2 separate regions of the Homo sapiens genome follow, and region 2 is linked to region 1. The links are chromatin contacts, found by Hi-C in ENCODE. All regions are on one chromosome and are shown on one strand. Each heading gives the region's core, a stretch centred on a gene start or an enhancer-like site at or near the end of the contact. The rest is flanking DNA. Distances are from core to core; before and after follow the strand shown. Region 1 has its middle 130 kb from the start of LINC02181. Region 2 has its middle 24 kb from the start of LINC02181.

The links. Hi-C counts contacts between places; a loop is a spot of excess contacts on that map. Pooled maps may share reads with other maps.
Region 2: a loop to region 1 is called in a pooled map, with 2.0 times the contacts of the local background. The contact joins two enhancer-like sites. A Hi-C loop is called at or near these places in 1 of 168 maps with a recorded cell type or tissue (Right ventricle myocardium inferior) and 6 of 50 pooled maps.

What each region holds. Positions count from the first base shown.
Region 1 is chr16:86,929,874-86,933,055 of GRCh38, forward strand. No RefSeq gene overlaps it. Among named protein-coding and RNA genes, the nearest start is that of LINC02181, 130 kb to the right of the region's middle. Within about 2 kb of position 1,596, at least 7 of the 41 ENCODE cell types and tissues checked have a DNase peak (open chromatin) inside an H3K27ac peak, as active enhancers do.
Region 2 is chr16:87,032,357-87,035,538 of GRCh38, forward strand. No RefSeq gene overlaps it. Among named protein-coding and RNA genes, the nearest start is that of LINC02181, 24 kb to the right of the region's middle. RefSeq lists a silencer at 1,330-1,503. Within about 2 kb of position 1,760, at least 4 of the 41 ENCODE cell types and tissues checked have a DNase peak (open chromatin) inside an H3K27ac peak, as active enhancers do.

The DNA.
Region 1 (3,182 bases), core at 346-2,845:
GCGCTGAGTGCTCGCCCAAACATCAAGTGTTTGCCATGAAACTCTCCTCAGTGCCCCCTCTGCCCCTTCTCCCACCCTGTTATGAATCCATTGTGTTCCCCAAAAATTCTTACGTTGCCATCCAAACTGCCAGTGCCTCCGAATGTGACCTTATTTGGAAATAGGGCCCTAGAAGATGTAATTAGTTGAGCTGAAGTCATGCTGGAGTAGGATTGGCCTCTAAACCGCTATGATGGTGTCCTTATAAAAAGGCCCCCTCACAGACAGGCAGCCCACAAATGCCCAGGAGCCACTGTCATCAGGAGCAGCCCTGGGCCAGGGACGGTGAAGCCCTGCAACATAAAACCCTGCTCGGCTGCAAACTCCAAGGGGGCCAGACAGTCTCCCAGCGCTCCCCAGAGGGTGGAGCCCCGGTTGCCCACCATGGTCAGCTGATCAACAGTCCACCCTGCATTGGTTTCGTCCCTTCCCCCGGTCCCTTCCCAACTCCCCTACACTTCCTGAGGTCACCTCCCAAAAACTGCCTGCACTCACAACCCGCCTCTGGTCTGGGTGGGGAGGAGGCAGCTTTCCATGAACACAGGCTGGGAAGAGGAGACACAGTCTTGGCCGCACGTGGGAGGGATAACCCTGCATGCAGTCACAGGTTTGTATAGAATACCTGTCCCCAAACTAAAACCAACCTGATGGGTGTCGGAAATTGCTAGTTCTGTCTACATCCATTCCCTCTCTTAAGTGACCGTATTAATCACAACCAGGTGCGTGACTGCCCTTCCCCAAGATTCACCACCCCACCCTTCGTTCTCAGTGAAGACCTAAGGTCTCAGGTAGGTGTGACTCCACATCTAGATTCTGGGATGTGAACAACAGTGATGCCCAACTCGCAGCTTGTGGTCTTAAAGGGAAGACATATACCTGCACCCCTCCTTTCCTCCATCACGCTGTCCAAAACGCAGGCGTGATGGAAGCAGGTATGACTACTCCCCCTCCTCCTTCTCCTCCTCTTCATCCCCTCCGCCTCTTCCTCCTCCTCCTCCCCTTCTTCCCCCTCCTCCCCCTCCCTTTCCTCCCCCTCCTCCTCTTCATCCCTCTCCTCCTCTTCCTCCTCCCCCTCCCCTTTCTCCCCCTCCTCCTCTTCATCCCACTCCTCCTCTTCCTCCACCCCCTCCTCCTCCCCCTCCCCTTCCACCCCCTTCTCCTCCTCCTCCCTGTCTTCCTCCTCTTCCTCTTCCTTCATTTTTTCTCCTCATGCTCTTTTCCTCCTCGTCTCACACTAAGGAAGTGGGAGGTTTAAGAGCATTATGCAGAGTCTTACCTTAATCTTTCTCCAGCAGAGCCAACACTGAAGCTTCTGACCCTAGCATCCCTTTCATTTATCTTAGAGAGCCCAAGACAGACTTCATTTACATTAATCCAAAAATAACAAAGTGGAAGAAATACATGTTGGTAAGGAATTCAGGTGAACCCAGGAAGCGTTGGGAAAGTGGGCTCCTTCCGGGAAAGGCCAGGGGGAGAGAAGCAGCTTGTTCTGATCAAATCTGGAAAAAAGCTGCTTTCCAGGGGCGAGGTGGCCTGACACATGGCGGGCGGGTCACCGGGAGCCCCACTTGAGGGAATTTCCTAGAATGACAATGCGCAGGAACAATGGGTGAGTCAGGTCTTTAATTGCCAGAAATTATCTTGATTTCATGGCAATGTTGAAGTGTTTAGAAAGCCTGTGTTACATAAAGATAAACTCGTGTGAAGACCGGGGCTGACGAGCAGCCAAAAGCAGTCAGGAATGTGTGCTCCACGCCGGCTCCTGCCGATGTTAACATTTTTCAGGCACTGAGCGGGAATCGTCTGTATCTGAGAGATTGGGAAGACCTCCGTTGTGAGCCCGGCCCTGCTTGTTGGCTTGTTGGCCGCAGGAGGCCGGCTCGGTGGCTGCCCCTGGTGCCCGCTGATCCATGCGCAGCATCAGGCTGGAGGAGCGCGCGCAGCTCGCTGGAAATGACCCTGCCTGGGGACGAAAGCGTGGGCTCAGGGCCAGAGCTGGGTTGGAATACTCCTGCTCCTTGCCAGCTCTGGGGCCTTAGGTCACCGAGCCTCTCTGAGCGCATTTGGCACACCTCTGAAATGAAGCCGATGTCGGCTCTTGTATTTGGTACCGGAGGGTTTGGGGCAATATCGGGAGAATACATTTCCCAACGGCTCTCCTCTTCCTCCCTTTCCCTTTGAGAGACGTGAAAAGAAGCACTTGGGCTGACACGGGCCTGGGGCACATGGAAATAGGTGTGGAAGTGTGAGGTGTGGTGTGAGTGAGGTGTGGTGTGAGAGTGAGGTGAGGCGTACGAGGTGCGAGGTGGATGTAAGGGTGAAGGGTGAGAGTCAAGTGCGATATGTGAGGTGTGAGTGTGAGATGTGTGTGTGAGGTATGGTGTGTGAGATGTGAGCATAATGGGTGTGTGAGGTGTGTGGGTTGGAGTGTGATGTGAGTGTGAGGTGTGTGTGTAATTGTGAGGTGTGAGGTGAGGTGTGAGTGTGAAGTATGAGTGTGAGCTTGAGTGTGAGATGTATGAGTGTGAGATGTGCGTGAGGTGTGACCGTGAGTGTGAGGTTTGAGTGTGAGGTGTGTGAATGTGAAGTGTGAGGTGAAGTGTGAGATGTGTGTGAGGTGTGACTGAGTGCAAGGTGTGAGGTGAGGTTTGAGATGTGTGAGGTGGTGTGAGTGTGAGATATGTGTGTGTGAGGTGTGTGAGTGAGGTGTGAGTGTGAGTTGGAGAGTGATGTGTGACATGTGAGGTGAGGTGTGAGTGTTAAGTATGAGTGTGAGGTGTGAGGTGTGTGAGATGTGTGTGAGGTGTGTGAGCATAAGGTGTGATGTGAGTGTGAGATGTGTGCGAGGAGTGACTCTGAGGTTTGAGTGTGAGGTGTGTGAGTGTAAAGTGTGAGGTGAAGTGTGACCTGTGTGAGGTGTGACTGAGTGTAAGGTGTGAGGTGAGGTGTGACGTGTGTGTGAGGTGGTGTGAGATGTGTGTGTGAGGTGGTGTGAGTGTGAGGTGTGAGTGTGAGATGTGTGAGTGTGAGGTGTGAGTGTGAGAAAGTGTGGGGTGGCTGTGTGAGTTGGTAGAAGTACCTCTGGACAGTAAGTCAGAAGCCCTGGATAAGTGGCAATACTTGGAAGGAAAATCAAGTCAAGG
Region 2 (3,182 bases), core at 510-3,009, 100 kb after region 1:
AAACTTGAATGTGGCCATTTTGTAGGCAGTGGCACCTGTGAAGTCGAGGGTTGCAATGTGTTCGAAATGTTTCAATAATGCATATTTGCATATGCCAGGCCATATTAGAGCTGGAGGCAGAAGGGAAAACATCAATAATATGGATGCTACCTCTGTTCAAAATTTCAGTATTTTGTTCATCGGGAATATTTTTGCATTTTGATTGTTTTACATTGGATTAAATTATTATGTATCTCAATGATTATGGGGGTTTTTAATGTCCTCTTAAATTTTCACCCAAGGCAAGCATCTTACCTGCCCTACTTCAGTTCCAGTCCTGCAGAATTATTTAAGTGGAAGCTCGAAATAATCATGCCCGTGTCACCTGAGACCTCTTGAGTCCCACACTTTGGAAACACTCACTTCACCTGCCTAAAATAGAATCAGTGAAGCAGAGGACGCCTTTCATGTCTGCTGGTGCAAATCCCTCTCTCCCAAGTGAGGAAACTGAGGCCCAGCGAGGTCGCAGTGACAGGCCCCAGCCCCACAGCCGTTTGATGACAACTTCACATCGGAGCCCAGTTCAGTCCGGACACTTTGCCTGCACCTGATTCTTCTGTCGCTTCATTAATCTTATGAATAAGGGAAGAAAAAAGTAAGGGCTATGGCCTCAGCTTTCCATAACTTTGCTTTATTTCTGGAGTGAGCAATCCAGCCCCGGCCGAAGGAATCATAAATCCCTCTGGGAAAGAGCCCTGGAACTCCTGAGCCCACGCCAGGGCGGCCCCGGGGGGCACAGGGCTGGCCAGGGAGAGATCGCCCTGCATGCCACTTCCACCACCCAAGCCAGGACCCGACATTTTTAGGCAGTGACATCAGAGTGGAGTGAACAGAGACCACCCTTGAAAGGAAAAACAAGTCACAAAAAGGCAGGCGGGGGATGGTAAAAGGGACCGGGCGGGCCCTCTCCTTTGCCTTGGCGAACACGATAAATTCAAGAGTAAAAATAATCTCGAGTTACATAAGGGAGTTGCATTTTAATCCCATCACGGGGTGCCAGCCCTGAGGCCAACAGTAAACGTGTCATCCCCTGTGAGCCCCACAGCAGCCCATGGGGGGAAGGTGCTATTTTATTCCCATTTTACACAAGAGAAGACCAAGGCTCAGAGAGGTTAAGTGGCTTCTCTGCAGTCTTTCACTCAGTAGAACATGGCCAAGATTCAAACCCTGGCTGTCGGAAGCAGCAGACGCCCTTATGAGCAGGCGGCGATGACTCTCACGGAGGAAGCCCCCTCCTCTGCTGGAAGGAGGCCCCCAGCCATCTGTGCCAGAAGTCATGTTCCCCAAATCCCCGACTCTGAGAGCCACAACATTCCAAATCCTCCATTGCTCCAAGGGGTAATCCCCCTCCCTCCCGCATGGACCTCCCGACTCCCGTCCCCCAACCAGCAGGCTACCAGACCCTTCCTTTCCAGATTCTCTCTTTTACCAGGTCAGTCGAAATCCCCAGGTGGCTGGGTCTAAGCCCCAAGCTTGCACCCCTCATGCCAGAAAGAAGTTGGCCCCTGAGCGGATGAAACTCAAGCTGGCCCTATCCACCCACGTGTGAGATTCCTGCAGAATTATGTGCATTTTTTGGTGGGGAGAGTGGAGCTTAAATATTTCTGATGAGACTGAACTGGAGCTGCCTGGAACCATTCTCTGAATTGGATCATCTACCCAGATGCACAACCTCACCACTTATCTACTAACCGTCAACAAGGAACTCACATCACGGCTTGGCCAAGAAGCACACCACTCTGCGAATGTACACAGTATCCTTCCAGAAGCGGGGGAGGCAGCTGCCGTCCCACCCAGAAGCCTATTCCCTGCTCCGACCAGGTGGAAAATCTGCTCAACTCAAAAGGTCAAACCTAGTTTAATTTTATACCCTTTTGTTAAGAATATGCCCTTAAAAAAACCCAAAAAAACAAAATAAAAACACTTCACGTTTCTTTCCAACTGTTCAAAAGTTAATTCATGTGGAAGAAAAAAAAAAAGATTAGGATAAAATTTCAAATATTAAATTCAAATGCAGGATTAATGACTTCTATTTCTAAGCCCAAGAGGTTGTCTGGAATTTAGGGCATTTTTGGAGTAGTCAACACCAGACATAACCAGATGCGGTTGTATTTTGGACCAAGTCAGCACAAATTTAGCACCTTGAAAGACTATATCCACATCTGCCTTAATACAAACAGTTCCCCCTTTCTTAAAACTCTCTGTCCAAAATGAATTCAAAGCCATCAGCTTAAAGACAAAGACTGAACACTTTTTAAATATAAGTGACGGTAGCTGACAAATGCGAGGCCTGACTCACACCTCCTTCCCACTTTAACCCTTTCTCTGCTTTCACCCTCCTCAAATATACACACACAGGCCCCAAGGACAGCACGAAAATGACTAATTTGAAAGAAGGAAAAATCAGGCTCTCCATAAAGCATGGTCTCTCCAGAGTCACTAAGTACTGTAACAAAACATGCCTCAAGTTCTGCCGATCCCAAGAAGTACTGAAAAAAAATCACGTATGCGAACCCTATCTGGGCAATTTTTCCAGCCCAGTGTGGTTTGGATCATTTAGGAGAAATTCCGAATAGGAGTCTGGATGATTTATCCAAGTCCTCAGATGAGCATACTCAAAGAGCATCCCCTCATGCTATGGCATCGGCAGGAACAGGACGATGGGCATGGGACAGTGGGACGATGCCCCAGGGCTGTGATTCCAGGCCCTGGCTGAATGAAGTGTCCTGTGGGACATCAGCAACACTTGGCAAAGAACTTCATGGTCCAATACGCTTGGAAAGCACAAGGTACTCTAAGACAGGGCTGGCCAACCATGTCCCGGGGCCATGTTGGACCCTCCACGTGTTTTTATAAATAAAGTTTTATTGGAACACAGCCATGCCCATTTGATTATAGACTGTCCATGGCAGCTGCCTGCCACAACAGCTCAGTGTGTCCTTGCGACAGCCCAGATGACCCACGAAGCCAAAAGCTTTACTAGCTGGCCCTTTAGAGATAGAGCAGAGCAGGGGTCAGCAAACTCTAAGACCTTAGAGATTCACAAATTAGAGAGTCAGCACGTTAAACACTCCGAGAGATCCTGCCACAGGGAACTCTAGTCCACTTGGTCTAGCATAATATTCTCAACTACATTTAATTTT